2 separate regions of the Homo sapiens genome follow, and region 2 is linked to region 1. The links are chromatin loops, found by intact Hi-C in ENCODE. Cell type or tissue: mammary epithelial cell. All regions are shown on one strand.

The links. Peaks named below come from ENCODE experiments on the same cell type or tissue, not always from the same donor. Only the 100,000 strongest peaks of a DNase experiment are listed, where the experiment ranks them.
Region 2: it touches region 1 in a loop (5-fold over the local background); 5 of 110 quality-filtered maps call a loop at or near these places.

What each region holds. Positions count from the first base shown.
Region 1 is chr11:8,030,720-8,035,719 of GRCh38, forward strand. LOC124902627 (a long non-coding RNA gene) reads right to left here. Exons shown (of 2, transcript XR_007062581.1): 2 at 4,483-5,000. It also overlaps a transcript of TUB not described here. Among named protein-coding and RNA genes, the nearest start is that of CASC23, 17 kb to the left of the region's middle. RefSeq lists an enhancer at 4,956-5,000. In mammary epithelial cell, a CTCF peak has its summit at 2,627 (motif pointing right); a DNase peak (open chromatin) is centred at 2,682; H3K27me3 peaks cover 251 bases.
Region 2 is chr11:8,563,706-8,568,705 of GRCh38, forward strand. All of the region lies in intron 1 of STK33 (serine/threonine kinase 33), which reads right to left. Among named protein-coding and RNA genes, the nearest start is that of STK33, 28 kb to the right of the region's middle. RefSeq lists an enhancer at 3,212-3,291. In mammary epithelial cell, a CTCF peak has its summit at 3,096 (motif pointing left); DNase peaks (open chromatin) are centred at 3,156 and 4,066; H3K27ac peaks cover 366 bases.

The DNA of each region.
Region 1 (5,000 bases):
AGCTGAGGTCCGGGGGAAGCGGTCCCTGGATCTGGGGAGGCTTTGGAGTCAGGGAGGGCTGGCACCAGGATAACAGCAGCCTAGGATTATCTCTTTGCAAGGTCACGTTCCTCTACAAAGATTCAATCCCAGCCTGGCTCTGCCTCCATGCCCCCTTAGACACTGCAGACCAACTAAATACCATGCCAGGAACACCACAGTGTCCCGAAAGGACACTGTCTCCTGACACCAGCCCCTCTTTCCACAGTCTGACATTTTGGGTGTTATTTCGTCCTCTCCATCACCAAGTGTTCAGACAACAGAGGCAATGACGGGTTGGGCTCTGAGAGAAGGCGTCTGTGTGCACATCTGAGTGTGTGCATCAGTAAGAGTGTATCTGGGTGGGGTGTGTGCACAGGGGTGTGCCTGCCACCAAGGGCAGCCATGTAGATGTGTCCCAGTTGTGTGTGCTTCTATGGAAGCAGGTATGTATGGTGGAATTGACTGTGTGAACGGGGTGGGACTGGGGGGATCCTCTCTTTTGCCCTGCATTTGGTGGGGTCAAGAGGTAGGATTGGGAAGTGGAAGGAGGTCAGGTACACTGGCCCTTTCCTGGGCCCAAGATTACACTTAATGGGGGGCCACAGGCCTGCTTTCACAGGCACCTTGCCTGGGCAGTTTCTGGGAGGCTGGTGAGCTCTAAAAGCCCTAAAAGCACTCAAGGATTAAGCAGGAGCCCCTGTGCCTAGAGCTCCGCTTAGGTCGCTGAGCCAAAGAGACCCTGTGTGACCCTGGGCAGTGAGCTGTGGTGGGGTAGAGGACCCTTCCCTCCCTGCCAGGCCCAACCCATGGGAGTTGAGAGCGGGGACCTCGGTCTGCCGTGAGGTGAGGGGCTGTGGGGCAATCCGGGGCCGCATCAATGTTGGATGAGCCTGCACCTCCTCGATACCATCTTCCTTGGTCTCACTTTTAGTGTAACTGGAGAGCCCAGGGACCAGTCCGAGCTGGCCATGCGCGATCTGCTGGCAGTGGCCGCACCTGCGAGGGGACAGGAGCTGGGGTAGGGAGGCTGGCGCAGGCCCACGGCGTGTCCTGGAACAGCTTGGGGGCCACAGGGCCAGTCTCGCAGGGCAGGGGTCGATTCCAGTCTGGCCTCTGCTCGGGCCCTGGGTCCCGGTGCAGGGTTACTCCCCCGCCCCCCTCGGGCCACTTCGCCTTCCGCGGGGTGTCATCTGTCTGGCGGCGTGTCCTTGGGCCAGTTCGGTCCCATCCCCCTGCCTAGCTCTGGGAGTTTCCTGCTCGGGAAGGGGCTGGAGGGGCAGCAGCTGGACAGAGAGAGACCCCCTGGGGTAAGGAAGGGGAGCAGCCGCGACTGCACAGAGCCTCCCACTGCAGGTGAGTGTCCCGCCTGGGGAAAGGCCGGGAGCGCCTGGGGAAAGGCCTGGGGAAAGGCCGGGAGCGCAGGAGTGAGATTGGGGGTCCACAGTGGCCAAGCTTCTCCCCACCCTGGACTTTCCTACTCCAGTCCTGACCCTTTATAGCCTTGTGACACCACAAGTGCCGCCCCCACCCCCAACTACCACCAAGTATCGCCCTACAAGGCAGCAGTGAAGTAGGCTCGTAGCCGGTGAACACCTGGTACTTGTTGGCAGATGTTGGGATGAAGTTATTACTGCACTGTGGCCTCCATGATCAGCATGGACGGACACTCCTGTGGGCAGCAAGTTTGGATTGGATCAGTGAGCCATGGCGAGTGGGCAGCAGCCTGTTTTAAAAAACTGTTTATTGGAAAACAGACACATCTATCGGCTTAAATGTTGTCTATGGCTGCTTTCACACTACAACCTCAGATCTGGCCCTTCAAGAAAAAATTTTGCCGATGCCTGAGATATTCTCCCAGGGCATACTTCCCTTTAACCTACACGTGTTCATTCTCTTCCTCTCCCTCACACCTGGGCACCTATCCTCCCTCCTCCCTTTGCACCTCCCGCACATCTGGCTCACGCCAGGCTCTCCACACCTGGGAACATTTCTTTGGGGACCATTCACCTCACATCTGGTCACTATTCCTTCCTCTGGCAAGAGAGGAAATGACTGGGGCAACAATTTCAGAATCTAACAGGACAGCCGAGGGCTGAGGGAGGACCTTTGCCTGACCCCAAGTTGTCAGTGAGCCCCTCCCTAGGCTACAGGAGCAAGGCGAGTTAACTGCCGATGAGCACAGCTGCTCTGGGCCCCCAAATCTGTTTTGTCACCCGAGAGACTAAGCAGGCCAGTTCTGGGCATGGGCTTTCTGTCACTCCCTCTGTTGGCTGGTGACAGTGCTGAGGTCCCGATAGAGTGGTAGGGAGACCCTGCCGAACAGATAATTAGAGGGTGCCAATATGATCTGGGGGGGAACCTGGGAGACAGGGAGCTCCAGAGGCACCGCCCCTCGCCTGCCCGCTTCCCTGTCGCTTCCACACCCTGGGGCCCATCGTGCCCCACTTCCTCCAAGCCCCAAGCCTTTGCAAACAGAACAAAAGCCGTTTCCTTGGTTCCCTTTTGTACGTCTGAGTTCAGGGGTCCGTTTCAGGGCCTGGACTCCGGGAGACTCCGGGAAACTCCGGCGCCCGAAGACAGAGCTGCATTCCTGCTGTGCCGCCACAAGATGGCACTCTCTAGGTGTCCGCCCCAGTTTGAGCACTCCGGGAGTTTCTGACACTTGCTGGCCTTTCGCCCAGTTTCAGCCTGAAGATTGTGGTCAGACACACTCTGAATCCCACCAGGCTTGATTAGCTTTGCCTGCCCCCTGAGGCAGCTCATGGACTTCTTCAGACTCTGTAGTTCAGGACATATTGACCCCTTCTGAAGGGGCCCTCAGGAACTGCCTGCAGTGTAATTACCTGCCTGCTTATACTCCTCCCCACCAGGCACTCCTGAGAGCGGGACCGTCTTATTCTCCTCGGGGCCACCTGCCCCAACCCAGGGCCTGGCACGGCAGAGATGGCAGAGGTGTTTGGTGGGGTGTAATGTGTAAACAGCAGAGTGCTGCTGTCGTCATTCATCCCACCATAGTTTGTCTGGTGAATGCATTTTTAGTGTCAAGCTGCCTGAAGGAGAAGCCAGGGATAAAGACCCAAGCTCAGAATGTATCCTGGGGAGAGGGATTGGTTCACAGAGAGAAGCTGTCTTGCAGCCTTTCCCCCTCTGGCCTGGTTCTGGCTGTTGCCAGCATTCTAGGAGTTCTCTAGACGGGCTGAAACGCACCGCAGGGATACAGGGAGGGCCGGAGAATAGGCGTTTGTTTCCAGGTAGAATTTTGGGGCATACCCGGCCTTGTCTGGGAGCAATCAGGGACCAGAGGCAAGGGCTGCGATGGGCTCTGGGGCCTACTGTGGCCTCATCCCTCTCACCTGGCCCCAGCTCAGGCCATTCCAAGAGCCTCCCAGCCTAACAGCAACGTGTGGCTATCCAAGGGTCCCAGACAGAGGATTGGAGGGCTGCACCTGTGTTTAGGGGACAGCCACCCCTCCCCCTAAGCACCTGCTCTGACAGCATGGGATGATGTCAACAAGGGACTTCCATGAAGCCCAAGGGGGAAGGACAGTGGGAGTGGGGTCTGAGGTCTGGACTCTGCTTGAAGATTGACAATGATGGGTGGGAGTCCCTCACCCACTGTAAGCTCTAGGAAGAGGGTGAGCATTCCTGTTGATACTGTGGCCCATTGTGTTGGCAGAGTCCAGGCCAGTTTGTGCTCTTGGTGTGACCCCAGGAGGGAGTCCTTTGCTGGATCATCTACCTCATGGGCTGGTACTGACATGCAGGTGCGATTTCCCTGCCTAAAACAGGCTCCAGAGTAAGACTGGCATCGCTCACCAGGGTAATTATTGGTTTGGGTTCAATTTCCATTCAAAACAGTAATCCCAGCCTGAGCTGGGTGTCAGATCTGAAGGTTGATTATTAGTAACATTTATCAACAGCCTCTCTCAGCTTCAGGCAATTACAGCTCATCTGCCATTCCTGCTCCCAGTCATGCAAACTTGCCAGCTTCTTCCCTGCCCACCCCCTCCATTCCCCTCTCCCCTTCTTCTCCCATCTCCTCCCCTTAGCAGACAACCTGACGGAGGGCAGGAGGTGGGTGCCACCTTATGACTCACTATCACCCTGTATGGAGGGGGTCCATGTGCATGCTAGGCACCTGTGCTCCCCAGCAGCAATATTCATGTTGCAGTCTTGTGAAATCTGAATCTGATTCTATCAGAACTGAGGAGAATCTGTGAAGGGGACAGATGGGAACCCATGTCTCCCGGCTCCTTGTCGCATGATGCGTTTTCAATGGCACTGTGCTCCTTCCTGCTCCTGACTCAGTCTGTCCCTCCCCTCCAGGGCTGAGACTAGGGTGAGGCTAGAAAGACATTGACCTCAAGTGCAACATTCAAAGGACCTCGAACAAGCTCAGTAATTAAGATAAATGATATTTCAATATAGTATTTTTTTAAATCAAAATGAATGCAAAGCACATACAACAAAATCAAACCTTTAATAAAGACAAGATACAACACTGGATTTGCGGGCCTTGTATTGGCCTCACTTGCCTTACCCTAACTCCAGTCTTGTTTATCATGGACAGTTTTGCTTTGATTTGCTGGAAGTATTAAATTTCTTGGCTGCTGAGTTTTTTGGCAAATCTTTAAATTCTGCGCCTCAGGCGAGAGCTTTATTCAGCTTACCCTGGTGCTGGCCCCACTGCTCTCACTTCCCGCTGGGCCCTAACCTCCTGCTCCCTTCAGCTCTTACTGCCTACTGCCTCAGGCAGGGTGGCTCAGCTTCTCTCTTCGCAGGTGCCCAGGGCAGCAGGGGACCCAAAGGGCCCCTCCATGGGCTGTCTTCCAGGGTGCCCATCCTTCATTCCATCCCACTGGACCCTGCTTCAGCCGTCAGACACCTCAGGGAGGGCCTGCAGGTTGCCAGAGTAACTGCTGTGATAACTGGAGGACAGAACATGCTGGTCTTGCTCTGCTCGTAGAATCACATCCAGC
Region 2 (5,000 bases), 530 kb after region 1:
AACTGAATTTCCTGGTAATAAAAACACCTGGAAAATAATGTCACTAACTTAATAATTACAAGAGGTATGACTATATTGGGATTTCCCAGAAAGAGTAACACAAGCAGTGACCTGAAGGACAGCAATCAGTTGGCCAGGGAAAGTGAGGAATGCATTCCAAAAAGAGGAGCCAGGAAGAAACCTGGCAGATTTGAGGAAATTAAAAGGGACCAGTATGGCTGAACTGTGGGGAAAAAAAAGAGCTACATTGCTGTCAGTCAAAGATGGTGAGGTAGACAAGGAGCAATATCTATAGGGCCTCATAAGGTATGTTAAAGATCTGAGGCTCTATCCTACAAGCATGCAAATAAACACTTTTTCAGGAGCGGAGTGGCATAATCAGATTTTTATTTGTAAAATATGACTTTAGGGGCAGGATGTAAGAGAATCAAGAGTGTAAAGTAGCAGGCAGGCCAGCTGGAAAGCTATCTGAAGAAGATGGATGCTAACAGGTGGAAGTAAGTATATAGATTTGGTTGTAGGGAATTTAGGAAATTCCCATCAAATGGCTTCCTTCTCTATGAAATAGCAAATAGAAGAGACAGATGACTTTGGGCATTGATGGATTAAAAACAGAGATGAATAAATTTAATCCCAAAGCCTTATGGAAGAAAGCAGGCACTCTGGCCTTACGCAATTCTGCTGAGCCTGCTCTGCTGAGAAGAGTTTGCCCCTTGTGAATCTGGTGTTACTTTATACTGCTAGGTTAAGAATTCTGTATTATTTTGTCAAAATAAATCAAAGTTTCACCCAAGAGATAAAAAGATATAGAAAGAGAACTTTCCATTTGCTTGCCCTTGTATAGCATGTGAATGTACTCTTCCTAAGTATCACCTTCAAGCAACTTCAGAAGAAAAGACTGAAGGAACTTGGGAAATACTTTTTGCAGTTAACCACAGATGGACCCTGGCTAAACCACAAAAAAGAGGGCCTTATTAAAAGCATTCTTAGCTGATGGACCTTTCACCATTAACCTGTCACTTAGGTCAAAAAACAAAAGATAAATGCTATTCCCCAGGTCTAGCGCCACCATCAACATGGAGGAAATGATGAAAGTCCCAGATTACAGGGGAAATTCAACAACCGGTGCCTTTAGGAGAAGAAAGCTGACATTCTGTCCTCATCCCTTCAAAAACATATCCTAAGCAGAAAGAGATCTAGGATCAAAGCTATCTTTAAAGGACTAAAAGGTCTCAGAAGCACTGCTGCCTGCAGGTGTAAAAATAAAGTGACAAAAGTACACTGACAGACCAAATTAGTGATCCCTAAACTTCCTTTTAGGTTTGCCCACTACTCTTCCTATTATGACTCTAGAAAGCCCTTGAGAGGGCATCTCCGGGAGTGTCATTTATGAGAAACCAAGCCAACAGAGAGAACACCTAGTAAGATAATTAGTGGATTTTAGAAAAGAGGAAAAAAAAATAACAAAGTAGTGAAAGTACAGGAGATGGATTCGCCACCATCTAATCAGCGCTACATGGAGGATATAGGTTTTTCACCATGATTTATAGTCAAAGGTTAAAAAACTTCACATTTTTAACAAAAATACCAACCCCCATCTCCCTGGAAGTTGTAACTCTCTGCTTTTGTTGTAATTGGGGTTTACCCATGGGGTTAATTTCCCATTGGATATAAGCCTATGGCCATCTCTACATTGCAGGCAGCATAAAACTGGGGCAAAAAAAGAAATACCTTCTGCATCCGATAACAGAGTTTCACAGCCGGAGTCATAAGCCCCGAGTTCAAATATCAGTTCTGCCATTTACAAGTTCTACGACTGAAGGCAAGTTATTGAAACTCATTCAGCCTCAGTCATCTTGTCTGTGAAAAGGGATTAGAACCTACCTCACAAGATTATGATAAGGAGAAAAAGAGATAATGTACATAAAGCTCTTAGCACAGTGCCTGGCACATAAATAAGTACACAGTAAGGGATAGGTACCATTAGAAATCATTAACTCTCACCTTCACGTTCATTTGTTCGTCTCTGCTGCCTCTGAAGACTTCTTAGGTCTTAGATGCACCTTGCTTACCTAGAACCCAAATATCCTGTCTGCTTCTGCCTATCTCTAGCTACAGGACTCCCTCGTTCCTCCACCAACAATCCCCTGGGTTAAGTTATTACCCATCCAAACTTACAAACTCTGCCGACCCATCCCTCCTGTGTAACTTCCCTCCCTGTCCTGGCCTGTTCCGCATGTTGCCATTCATTTCCAGTGTGACAAATCTGAAGTCAAGTCAGATTGTTTCAGTTAGTTTGAAGGCTGCCTAAAAGGCTTTATTTAACCTACAGAAGCCAAAATCATTATTTACATATAAATAACATCATTGGTCAACTGATTAATAACTTTATACTCAGGACCATGCTAGACTCTCCAACTATATTTAATCCTTCCAAGTTAAGACTCTAGTTAATTAATTATATTTTATCCTTCCAAAATATGACTGCATTTACAAGCAAAGAAGTTACCTCAAAATGCAGCTTCTAAATAGACCCTCAGTTTCTGCATCTTAATTCAACTCCTTGTTATCTCCAAAACGTGAGAGTTGAGAAATAAAAGCCTCTAGGCTACTTTTTAAACAATCTTAGACCCACATTGTCTTAAAATTATCAGAATATCTCTTAGTAAACACTCAATATTTTCACTATTTCATTACTCTCCAGGTATATTTTAAGTCCTTGACTAAATTAAATGAGTCAAGAAAAAGAATCTGAAGTACTAGTAACACAAAATTGGTCTAATGTTTAATGTGTGGTTCATTTAGAGGCAACAACTAAAGATCAGGGTCATTAGCCTTTCCTGTGCCAGATAGCATCTCATAGGATATCTTGACTAAATTCTGCAAACAGTCAATTGAACCAATATTGCATCTTGTAATAGTCATACATGCTTTTACTACTATAAAGATGACTTTTTATTATGTTTCCAATTCAAAATCTATTCTGCTACCCAAGTCTCTTCCACAGCATACTTCTTTAATTTAGTAAATGAAATTTTGCACTAAGAAAGCAGCAAATATTTATATTGCCAAGTGATAGACTGACCTCTAGTGGAAATTTTTTAAATTACTGAGTGAGCTTCTCAGGACTTTAATACAGTTATAACTGTCGAACCTATGACATTGTTAAAATAATGTTTAAGGCTGGGCGTGGCGGCTCATGCCTGTAATCCTAGCACTGTGGGAGGGTTTGAGACAAGCCTGGGCAACATGGTGAAACCCCAACTCTACTGAAAATACTAAAAAATTAGCTGGGGTGGTTGTGTGTGCCTGTGGTCCCAGCTACTCGGGAGGCTGAGGTGGGAGGACTGCTTGAGCCCAGGAGGTAGAGGTTGCAGTGATCCAAGATCGAGCCATTGCATTCCAGCCTGGGTGACAGAGTGAGACCCTGTCTCAAAATAATAATAATAATAACAATGTTTAAAACATTACTAATAAAATTTACTTCTTAAGTCAATTCAAGCATAGACTAGGGTTAACAGTAGAGACTCTGGTTCAGAGCTCACCTCTGCCACTTTCTAGTTATGTAACGTTTATCTGGCTCCCCATCTGTAAAATGAAAAAGTGAATATTACCTACCACATGGGGTTATCATGAAGATCAAATTAGTCAAAATATGAAACATATCTAGAACACAGTAAGGTACACAGTTCAGTGCTATAATATTATTAGTTATTACTATTTGTGGCTGCAAGAAATTATGGCTGGAGGCAAATAATAATTTCAGAGAATATAAAGAAAAACAAAAGAGTCTTTACAGGAACACATTTCTTTAGGGATTGGCTATAACAAACCAATATAGCACCAATACAGCTATTCCTCCCATTTCCCAAAATATATGAGCTATGCCTATATAAACAGAGGAACGGGGAAAATCAGAAGCACATAACTACACCTGGGTAACCTTTTGTAGGAAATACTGGGAAGTCTTTTCATTGTCCCAATATGGGCATGATGAATAACACCAGATTCTATCCTTTAAACCAAAAACAAACTAACAGCTCCAGTCCATGTGGGTCTTTCCAGGCTTTGAACTCCTTTTACATTTAGCACCTAGCTACACACTAAATTAGTCATCAGTCTCAGATTATCTGAGTCATACAATGTAGCACTTTTCTATAATTAACTTATTCTTTGGGCTTATATTACAAGATTCTGAACTTTTAAAAACAATATTCAACGGCTTCTACAGCAATATATCTGACTAATGACTAAAAAATGCCTCCCTACAAAGTTAATAATATAGTCTCCACCTCTTTTTCCAAGGAAAATCCAAATCAGCAATTATTTTCAGCTTACAGGAATGTGCATAAAATTGAAAGATGGTCTATAATTCCAAGGTACTTCCTTAGTACAAAATAATTGCCATCCAGAGAAAAATAGCTTGTTTTTATCATAAAACAATATGATCACTAAATAAAATACAGTTCTTAGTTCCTTCCATCACAGTCCTGAAGTACCCAAATTCATTTTAGTAATTCACATTTTCTATTCTGGGAACACTCCAAGTTGCAATTCAGTTATTCAATGTAAACATGAACTCATTAAAATGGCATAAAAGTTCCTCCAAAGTATTATTCATAACATTTACATGTATTTACTACAAGAGACTAAAAAGAACTGATTTATGTAACTGGGATCATAAATCGTGGATAATGAATTATATATGTAAAACCACAACTCAAAAACAATTACAAAAATGAATACCACAGTATGGTCAGACAACTTCTAGAAAGCATCAGACATATTGTAACATAATTCGCTCTGCTATTAAAAGTCATCAATAAGTGTGGTGCTATTAAAGCATGTATTTCAAGATAACAGCAAAAATTAGACGTTTGAAGTTTTTTGAAAGCTTGAGTTTATCTGGAAATATAAAAGCAAGAAAGCTATTTATTATAGTATTTGATACTTCACTAAGTACAGTTCCATAAAACTGTGGCCCTGAACATTTCCCTAAT